Linked DNA regions of Homo sapiens: region 2 is linked to region 1. Evidence: chromatin loops called from intact Hi-C (ENCODE). Cell type or tissue: GM12878. All regions are shown on one strand.

Region 1 (5,000 bases):
AAACTGGCTTAGACAGTATATCCTCGCGACAGTGCTTCTTAAACTTTAATGTGTATACGATTACCTGCAGATCTTGTTAAAATGACAATTCTTGCTCGGTAGGTGAGGAAGAAGCCTGAGAATCTGAATTTTTCACAACATGGTGATGCTATTGCTGCTGGTCCAGGGACCACACTTTGAGTAGCAGGGCTCTAAGAAGTTTCCCTTGATGTCATCCTTTCCCTGATAGATTCCATCACTTATTCTGGGCTCTTCTCTTCTTTGACCACAGTTTTTTGTTGTTGCCCTAATTGTTCTATTATAATTTTATTTCTTCATATGTTTTCCTTTTCAATCAGACTAGGAATTTTTTAGAAGTAAAGACTATGACTTTTCCATCTTTGTTTTCATGAGGATGCATACACTGAACTGTGTGCATGAACCATAGGAACGTTTGATATTTACTTGTTGAATGAATGTTGTTCAATGATATGTAATCTTTAATTGTCTGTGGAAAATGAAACAATGTAACCATTTTTACTTAAGGAAAAGTTCTGAGAGTTTGCGATTTAAATAAATATGGAACCGAGGCCCTATGCACCATATTTATTAAAATGCAGCTTTAATATTGCTATATTCAACTTTTAACTCTGTGTGCTCTACAAAGGATAACAGGTATTTGTAACATTTTTATTTTGAACACTAGCAGTGACTGTACATTAATAAATATGCATCTGATCCAAATATAAATACATAGTCTCAAAAGGTACAAAATGCAAAATCTACGAAATAAAACTAGAACCAAAACTCTGTATAAGGGAGTTCTCTACAAACACAGGGGACCATTTAAAAAATGTGAGAAGAGAAAAACCAGGCAGGAAGCCCATTTTGCGGGATAGGGCACCAGGAGGTGAAGAATGTACACATGTACAGTTGAGGATTAGATGAATCTGAGCTTGAAAAAGGTAATACCATGCACAGGGGAATTTTCTAAACCAAACCACAGAGATCAGTCAATTCCAATGTTTTCTTTCTAGACTGAATGTTCCAGAAATCATCTCTAATTAAGGATCCCAAAAGATAATGTACAAAATTCTAAAAAGTAAACAGAGATAATTTTGGATAAGCTGAGTAAAATCATCTTCTGAATGACAGAGTTTTATCTTGAGGCTCTCCACTTCACAATAATTATAATTAAAAATTATGCATCTGAATCTCAAGCCAGTCAAAACGTCACATGATTTAGAAAGAGCCAATTGCAACACCATCCTCTCTTATATCAGGGAATGTCCCTCCTCATGAAGTGTTCAAGAAGACTACAGCTGAAAGTTGGAATGATAATTAAAGGAAGAACTCATACTTCTACAGAAGAATCTTTTAAAGTTGCTTTGAAGCTCGTCTATAAATGGCTTCAAGCAACATGACTGGTTGGTTGTGAGAATTAAAGGGTCATTAACTGAATAACTCCAAAGTCATTAACATGACCAAGGTAAGGATACAGAATAGGAAAAGGAAAATCCTATTCCAAGTTGGAGGGCCATGCCATCAACCACAGTGGTCTGTGCCAGAGCAACACTATTCGCTAGTGGTTCTATACTGACTTCTTTACTGGCTTTCCATCTTTGTATTTATTCCCTCTGCAATCCGTTTCATTTTCAGTAGAAGCCAGTGTCGAATAGGAATAAAGAATCTGTGTATTGCGGTCAGACAGATTTGGGCTAGAATACCAGCTCTAGACTTTCTAGTTCCATCACTTTGGGCAGATGTCTTGGCTTTTTAAAGCCTCAGTTACATTATTTGTAAAATGGGAATAATAATATTACCTCATGGGGATGTGAACCCAGGGTGAACAGAGATTTTGCAGGGAAGTCTCCTAGCTCAGTACATATTCACCTTGCATATAGAAGTGCTCAAGCCAGAGTAGGCACTCTCATGCCTCTTGGAAGCACCCCAGTCAGTGCCTGACTGTTTCCATCCTGATGGTTTGAGCAAAAACAGACTCTTTATTTCTCTCCTAGAATTTTAGGAGACTTGGAGTCTCAACCTTAAAATTGCTCAACCCTAGGGCCTAAACAAGTTTCAATTGCTCGCCAAGGGAACATTGACCAACACAATGCTGCCCTCTGTTGATGAGGATCGGATAGTGCAGAGAGGGGGGGCTGATTCCCAGAGGCTGGAAAAAAGGATGTTTTTCAGAAGTAATCATTTCTTCTCAGGATGCTGGTGGAAGCATTCTGTGCAGAAGAGGAGGCATAGTCACCTGCACAGCTTGGTATAAAAGATGAGCTTGGTATAAAAGAAGAGACCTAAGATCTCTTCTTGCACCACATGGTTCTCCACCGTCAGAGGTTCTCTTGTTCTGGTGCAGACATCAGATACCCAATGCTCCAAGCATGGGACCTGAACTGTTCACCCCAATCCATCCAATGGGTCTCGCCATGCTCCCTTCAAGGAGAGAGGTAGCAGCATACTCTGTAAAACCTCATAAAGCTGCTTCTCAGAATATCCGGCCTCCTGTGTGAGCAGCTGCTCTATCATTCTCTACGGCAGGAAGCTGTGGCTGACAGCATCACAGCAACAGAGCACACTCACTCTAATCTTACTTAACTCACCAGTTTTCTTGGAAAAAGACTCATGCTCTTTGTTCCCCTTGCCTCCATATCCTGGGATACTGTGTTGTTGGGTCAAATAAAAAGTCCCTGGAACCATAAACTTTAGATTCATGTTAAAAATAACAATAAAAATAGCAATCTGGGTCTTACTCATGTCTCTCTCTGTTGCTAAGAAGTGCAAGAATGCTGTCTGAAAGCTGTCAGGTTGAGGTTTGTGCACCACATGTGACAAGAGGCTAGAGGAAGGGCAGAGACATCACTCCTGTTCTGGCTCAGCTCCCAGCTTGGTGGCTGACCCTCCAGCTGTGGCTTGACTGCCAGCTGTGGTCAGGATGCTGCTTCCATGGTGACTCAGGGACTGATGCCACAGGCCAGGCTGCCTCTGGAGGGTCCTGGGCTGGTGGCAGCTTCTAATGCTCTATGGAATGAGGACATATCCTTCCTCCATTCAGGATCTGCAGCCCGTGGCCTGGTACTCAGTCTCTACTAAAGTCCTGATTCTGCAATTTCAGCCAGTTGACGCAGCAGTCTGGAGAAGGCTGGCCGATCTTCTGGTCTCTGGAGAGGGAAAAAAGAACTCTGTAAGTTCCTTGTACTTATGCGTCATAGGTAAATCCAAAACAAACCAGAATTTAATAGCAGCATCCCCTGTGGATTTTTGTATGTGCTTCCATGTTGACTGTATTCCATATACATTGTCCTAGTTGTTAACAGCAGGTATTCTGGAATCCAAGGGACTAGTGTTTAATCTCAGTTTTACCACTAATTAGCTGTGTGACATTCAGCAGGTTATTTAACCTCTTTGAACCTCAGTTTTGTCATTTGTAAAATGGAGATAATAATAGTATCTACCTCATGAAATTGTTTTGAGAATTCAATAAATCACATATAAAAATATATCAAGAAATTAATGCTAAAGAACACCAAAAAATGAAATATCTGGGTATAAATCTCAGAAAATATCTACATGATCTAAATGAGAAAAAATTAAAAATTCTAATAAAAGAAAGCAAAGAAGATCTAAATAAATGGACAGATATTCCATGTTCATGGACAGGAAGACACTATAGTGTTAAAATATTAGTTCTTCCCAACTTGACTTATAGATTCAATATAATCCTAATAAAAATTCAGCAAGTTATTTTTTTTAGATATTGACAAACTGACTGTAACATTTATACGGAGAGGCAAAAGACCCAGAGAGCCAATACAATAATGAAGAAGAACAACAAAGCTAGAAGACTGACCCTACCTGACTTTAGGACTTACTCTAAAGCTACAGTAATGGGAGAGGATGGTGCTAGTGAAAGAATAAACAAACAGATTAATGGATCAGCCCAGATATAGATCCATATAAATATAGTAAACTAACATTTAACAAAGGAACAGAGGAGAAAGGGTATAGTCTTTTCAACAAACAGGGCTGTAATAATTGGACATCCATATGTAAAACAATGACTCTAGTCACAGACCTGACACCTTTCAGGAAAATTAACTCAAAGTGGATCATAGACCTAAATGTAAAATGCAAAATTATAAAACTTCCATAAAATAAAAAGTAACATAGGAGAAAATTTGGGTGACATTGGGCTTGGCAATGAGTTTTTAGATGTAAATCAAAAGCACAATTCATGAATAAATAAGTTGATGTTGAGCTTTGTTAAAATATTTGAAAAGTCTTCTCTGTGAAAGACACTGTCAAGAGAATGAGAAGACATGCCACAGACTAGGAGAAAATTTTGCAAAACACATATCTGATAAAGGACTTGTATCCAAAATATACAAAGAACTCTTAAAACTCAACAATAAGTAAACAAACAACCTGATTGAGAAATGGGCAAAAGATCTGAATAGATATTACCAAGAAGATATACAGGTGGCAAATAAGCATATGAAAATGTTCTTAACATCATATGTCATTAGGAAAATGCAAGTTAAAACAACAATGTAATATGACTACACATCTATTAGAACCACTGAAATCCAAAACAATGAATGCTAATAAGGAACTCTCATTGCTGGTGGGAATGTAAAATAATACAGCTACTTTGGAAGACATTCTGGCAGTTTCTTAAAAAGTTAAACATAGTCTTACCATATGATTCAGCAAGCATACTCTTAGGCATTTACCCAATTGAGTTGAAAATTTATATACAAAAATCTGCACATAAACATTTATAGCAGCTGTATTCATAATTGTTTAAAACTGAAAGCAAGCAAGATTTCCTTTGGCAGGTAAATAGATAAACAAACTGTGGCATATCCATACAATGGAATATTATTTAGCAATAAAAAGAAATGAGCTATCAAGCCAAAAAGACATGGAGGGACCTTAAAGGCATATTACTAAGTGAAGGAAACCAGTCTGCCTGAGCACTCACACTTATAATCCCAGCACTACGGGAGGCC
Region 2 (5,000 bases), 210 kb before region 1:
AGTTCTTTCTCTCTATCTGAGTTTCCAGTTTGTAAACTCCTGAGTTAATACACAGGATAACACTTAGAAAGTTTAGCAGACAGTAAACCCTCAATATGTGATAGCTGTGTGTGGTTATCAGAAAAGTGTCTTTTTCCATCTCTCTGCTGATAGAGAACCACCTGGGTCTCCCCTTTAAAAGCAGATGGTCACTGGGATAGCTCTGGCTGAGACGAGGATCAAAACTTGACATAGGGGATTATGAATGGAAACCTGGTTAATTTTCCACCTAAAAGAGTCAGGGTTTGATAGCAGGAGAGGGTGGGTGGAAAGTGGGGGAAATGTGTGAGTATGCAAATTTGGGCAAACTTTAAGTAACGGACCAGCTATGTTCTAAGTGGGCCAACACATTAACTGCCTGCGGACTGGGGGAAGTTGGCCTAGGAGTTCCAGCTTCTACCATGTAGAAGTCAAGAGTCCACTACCAACAGGCAGTGATATTATCGAGCTATGTTTAAAGGCAAGTTGAGAAAATACACCTTCATGGTTGCCAGCTCTGTGCAAACCTCTCTGGGAGTAGACGCTTCATGGATGAAGACTGACTTTGATGGTAAGATGTTCTCCCTGTAAAGGTTGTCAAGGTTTTCCCCTGGGAATCTGGGCCTCAGATTCACACTTGCCATACTAGAGACAAAAATGCCCTACCCACCCCTCCCTTTGTCTCCAGCCCTGCTATCAATAGGCCACTGTTATTAGTAACAAACAACCCACTTACTGGTGAGAAATCCAGCCCACCACATTGCATCTTTCAGGTAGCCGAAGCCTCCATCCACTGTGGAGGGAATGGACACAAAGTTAGGATGGAACTTGGCCACACTTTCTCAGGTACCTTTCCTAACTCTCTGCTCACTCCCCGGCCTCTAAGGGCTGCTCCTTGAGGCTTGGTTCTGGGCCTTCTCCTGGGTGGGTTCATTTGTTCCTAAAGTTTTAAATACCATCTATATCTGATGCCTCTATATCTGTAGCCTGGACCTTCCTTCTGAGTCCAGGTGTATATCCAACTGCTTACTTCACATCTCCTCTTGGATTCCTCACAGGCATCTCAATTTCTGTCCTAAATGGAGCTCTTGGTTTTAAATGTTCCCCACCCACCTGCCAAATGAAACATAGTAAGTGGCACTCTCATTTATCCAGTTGCTTAAGCCAGAAACCAGGGAATTGCTCTTTGACTCTTCTCTCCCTCCTTCTGCATCCAGTCCATCCTGATAACTCTGTCTCCAAAAAGATCTCGCATGTGTCCACTCCGCTGCCACCTGCTACACGAAGGCACTGTTATCCCTGCTTCAGGTTGAGGCAACAGCCTCCTTCATAGTTACTCTGGTTCCACTCTTGGCCCTTTAATAACCTATTTTTCTTTTCATGGCAGCCAGTCGTCTTTTAAGAATGCAAATCAGATTATGTCACTCCGCAACTTATGGCTGGCAATGGCTTCTGAGTGCTCTCAGGATAAAGACCAGAATCCTTAACAAGAGCATGCATACTTTTGGCCCTGCTCACCTGTCCAAGTGCATCTCCTGCCACTCTTCTCCTCTCTCTTAGCTCTCCAAAAACGATGAGCTCTTTTCTGCCTCGAGGCCTTTGCACATGCTTTCCCTGTGTCCAGAATACTCTATTATTTGCCTAAACTTACACTCACTCTACAGGTTGCTGTGTGAATGTTGCTTCCCCTACGATGCCATCCCTGACTCCCTGATTTCTATTATTTCCTGTTGGAGTTCCTTCTCTCCCTCCCTCCCACCATCCTTTCCTTCCTTCCTTTCTCTCTCTCTTCCTTCCCTCCCTCCTCCCTCCTTTCTTCCTTACCTTTTTCCTTCCCTCCCTCCTCCACTGCAGGGTCTCCCTCGGTCACCCAGGCTGGAATGTGCAGTGGCATGATCATAGCTCAATGAAGCCTCAAACTCCTGGGCTCAAGGGATCCTCCCACCTCAGCCTCCTGAGTAGCTGGGACTAGTCATATGCCACCATGCCTGGCTAATTGAAAAAAATTTTCTGTACAGATGGGGGTCTTGCTATGTTTCCCAGGCTGGTCTCAAACTCCCGGACTCAAGTGATCCTGACACCTCAGCCTCCCAAAGTGCTGGGATTACAGGTGTGAGTGACTGTGCCCAGCTGGGGTTCTCTCATAACACCCAGCTCTTCTCTTTCATGGCATTGTTGTTCTTAATTTTAGTTGATCTTCTTATTTTATGACATTTCCCCCAGTAAAATGGAAGCTCCACAAAGCCAGGAATTGTGTCTGCTTTGTTCAGGACCTGGCACGTAGTCAATACTCAGTAACATTAGCAACAACGATGATGATAATAATGGATGATGATAGATGGGTTTGAGACAGTTTCATAAAAATCCAAAAATTTATGTTGCTTTTGGGAATGCCCACTTTTCTAAGGAAGAGGTGTCCTATTTTCATTAGGTTCCTAAAAAGGTCAGAATTTCCCATAAATGTTAAGAACTCTGAGAACATTTTACTCTAAGGGTTGAAATCACAGAAGATACTGAAATAGTAGATTGGAGAAAAAAATGGATTCCAGGGAAGTTGTCTTTCTGAATGGTCAATGATACCTTCTCTGAACACAAGCAGAAATTTCCCTGGCACTCTGGAAGGTCTCTGGCCTTTCCAACACTTGTCTAGAAGTGAAGGGTGGAATGGCAATGACCATTGTTCCTGACTTCATCTCTGCACCTCACAGCTATTCATTTTGCAGCACACATGGGCTCTAGACCTGTACCTCTAACTGTGGGAACCTCCCACTGAGATAACAGTAATACCAATACTAGTGCTAGTCTGTGCACTAGTACCTCTAACTGTGGGAACCTTTCACTGAGATAACAGTAATACCAATACTAGTGCTACTCTGTGCTAGGTATGATTCTAACTATGTTGCATTTTCTTATAACCCTTTAGGCTGGTACTATTCTTATCTCCATTTTATAGATGAGAAGACTGAGGCATAGAAATAGATACTTTTCTTGCCCAGAATTGAATCACCAGGAATTGAGGAGCCAGAATTAGAACCCTAATAGTCTGCTTCCTAAGTGCAATATCCCACAAAAACATTAAATTGAACGTGTCCAAACTTGAATGCATCATCTTCCCATAAACCTGTCCCTCCTTCTACACTCTTCATCTCAAGAAATAGCACTTTCATCACCCCAGTTGCTCAAGTCAAAAGCATGAGTCATCCTTGACTCCTTCCCCCGCCCCTCCTCCCTTGCTTGAAGCCGGTCTGTATCAAAGCTGGTAAATTCTACCTTCAAAAACTAGCTTTGGAATCCACCAGTTGTCTCCATTCCCATTTCCGTCTCCCGGGCTCAAGTTCTGTCCTTTCACTCACCTACTTGGTTTCCCAGGCTCCAGGCTTGTCCCCTAATCCGTTCTTCACCCAGCAACCAGGGATCTTTTCAAATTGCAAATTAGACTGTGTCACTCGCCTTCCTAAAACCTTTCAGTCACTTAACAATTGCACTCAGCCTCTGTACTTCCATTTACAAGACCCTTCATGAGCTGGCCCTTCACTCACCATGCACCCCTCCTGCTCCTGCCATTCTGAATGACTTTCGATTTCTAGTATCACTCAAGTTCTCTCACCTCTGAGCCTTTGCACGTGTTATTCCTTCTGCCTGGAACACTGTCTCCCTATTTCCCCTTTTACCTTGCTGTCTCCTCATAATCTAGGTCTCAGTTTAGAGATCATCTCTTCTAGAGAAACCTCCCCTAATCCCCCAAGTCTGGGCTTTACACACCCCTCCAAAATATTCCCCCATAGCAGGCTGTGTTTTCCCCATGATGGCACTTAACACATGATAAAACAACTGCCTATTGACTCATCTGTCTCTTCCACTTGACTGAAGGTTCCACGAGGACACTGAATCCCCATGTCTAGCATTGTCCCTGGCATACAGCAGGCATGTGATAAATGGTGATTAAATGAATGAGTCATTTTGCACAGGATTCCTTTTCTCAAGCACTGTTTCACGGAAAAACATCTTATTTTCCAAACAAGCAAATCCCTTGGGGTCAGACAGTTCACCATTTTTTGGCAGCCCAGAAGGGAGCTCAATTGGATGCTAAGTGAGGGCACACCAGCGTCTGACATTGTTCTGAGCAGAAGTATCTATTCCCATTTTGCAGAGAAGCTGTGACTTGCCTGTGATGACGTTGGTGGGAAGTAAGACCAAGACCAGACATGCATATCTGATTCTTGGTCCTGAGACTTGTCCCTTCCCTCCTCTAATAAACACATCATGAAGGTCTCAGGAAAGATTGGATTCTAAAGGAAGGCATCCTGTTTGCTCTCTAAACTGAGACCTCCTATTGGAGGCCTTCCTTTATAACCCTAAACCCTAACCCTGTTGGCAGGTGGGATTCCAGATAGGGTTGACAATGAGCCTTTTGTACCTTGCTGAGGCCATCCTCTTAGACTACAGCCCCGGACCTTGTGAGAGCTCAGCTGCCCTGGGCCCTATCCTCTCCTGGCCCAGGAACCTACCAGCTCGAGTGGCTCCCGTGGCCACGAGTCGCAAGAGGCCTTTCTTCTTGAGGATGACGCTGCTGCCGATGAGGAAGCTAGACAGGAATGCCAGGCCCAGGCCGATGTAGAAGCCATAGTTCTGCCTGATTCTTTCCTGCCAGCTGTGAAAGGTGGCATTGCTGGGCACCTCAGGGCTGAGGTCATTGACAATCTGGCACAGGACTTCTTGGGAGGAGCAGTAGAGGTGGAGCAGGGAACCTGGATGGGAAGACCACAGTGAGAGAGTCACACTGGGGACAATTGCACACTTTTAAAATATTGGAATTGGCCACTGTTTCAAACCCTGTGCTTCCGCTACTGCAGGGCTATACCCATATACCGTGCCTCCACCTAAAAATAATTATGTTCAGTGAGTGCTTACGCTAGTTAGGGGCTTTCTTTGCATGACCACAACAAATTTGTACCACCACGTGCCAGATAACAAACCTGGGC

Evidence for each region. Peaks named below come from ENCODE experiments on the same cell type or tissue, not always from the same donor. Only the 100,000 strongest peaks of a DNase experiment are listed, where the experiment ranks them.
Region 2: a loop joins it to region 1, with 1.9 times the contacts of the local background. A loop is called at or near these places in 15 of 110 quality-filtered maps.

What each region holds. Positions count from the first base shown.
Region 1 is chr5:157,250,756-157,255,755 of GRCh38, reverse strand. ITK (IL2 inducible T cell kinase) reads right to left here. Exons shown (of 17, transcript NM_005546.4): 17 at 571-3,149. The coding sequence ends at 3,078. Among named protein-coding and RNA genes, the nearest start is that of CYFIP2, 13 kb to the left of the region's middle. RefSeq lists enhancers at 2,271-2,320, 2,711-2,770. In GM12878, a CTCF peak has its summit at 2,088 (motif pointing left); DNase peaks (open chromatin) are centred at 2,523 and 2,815; H3K4me3 peaks cover 575 bases; H3K27ac peaks cover 937 bases.
Region 2 is chr5:157,462,860-157,467,859 of GRCh38, reverse strand. NIPAL4 (NIPA like domain containing 4) reads right to left here. Exons shown (of 6, transcript NM_001099287.2): 2 at 4,527-4,766; 3 at 755-811. Among named protein-coding and RNA genes, the nearest start is that of NIPAL4, 5.1 kb to the right of the region's middle. In GM12878, no CTCF peak of the experiment used is centred here; DNase peaks (open chromatin) are centred at 2,829 and 3,229; H3K4me3 peaks cover 382 bases; H3K27ac peaks cover 1,228 bases.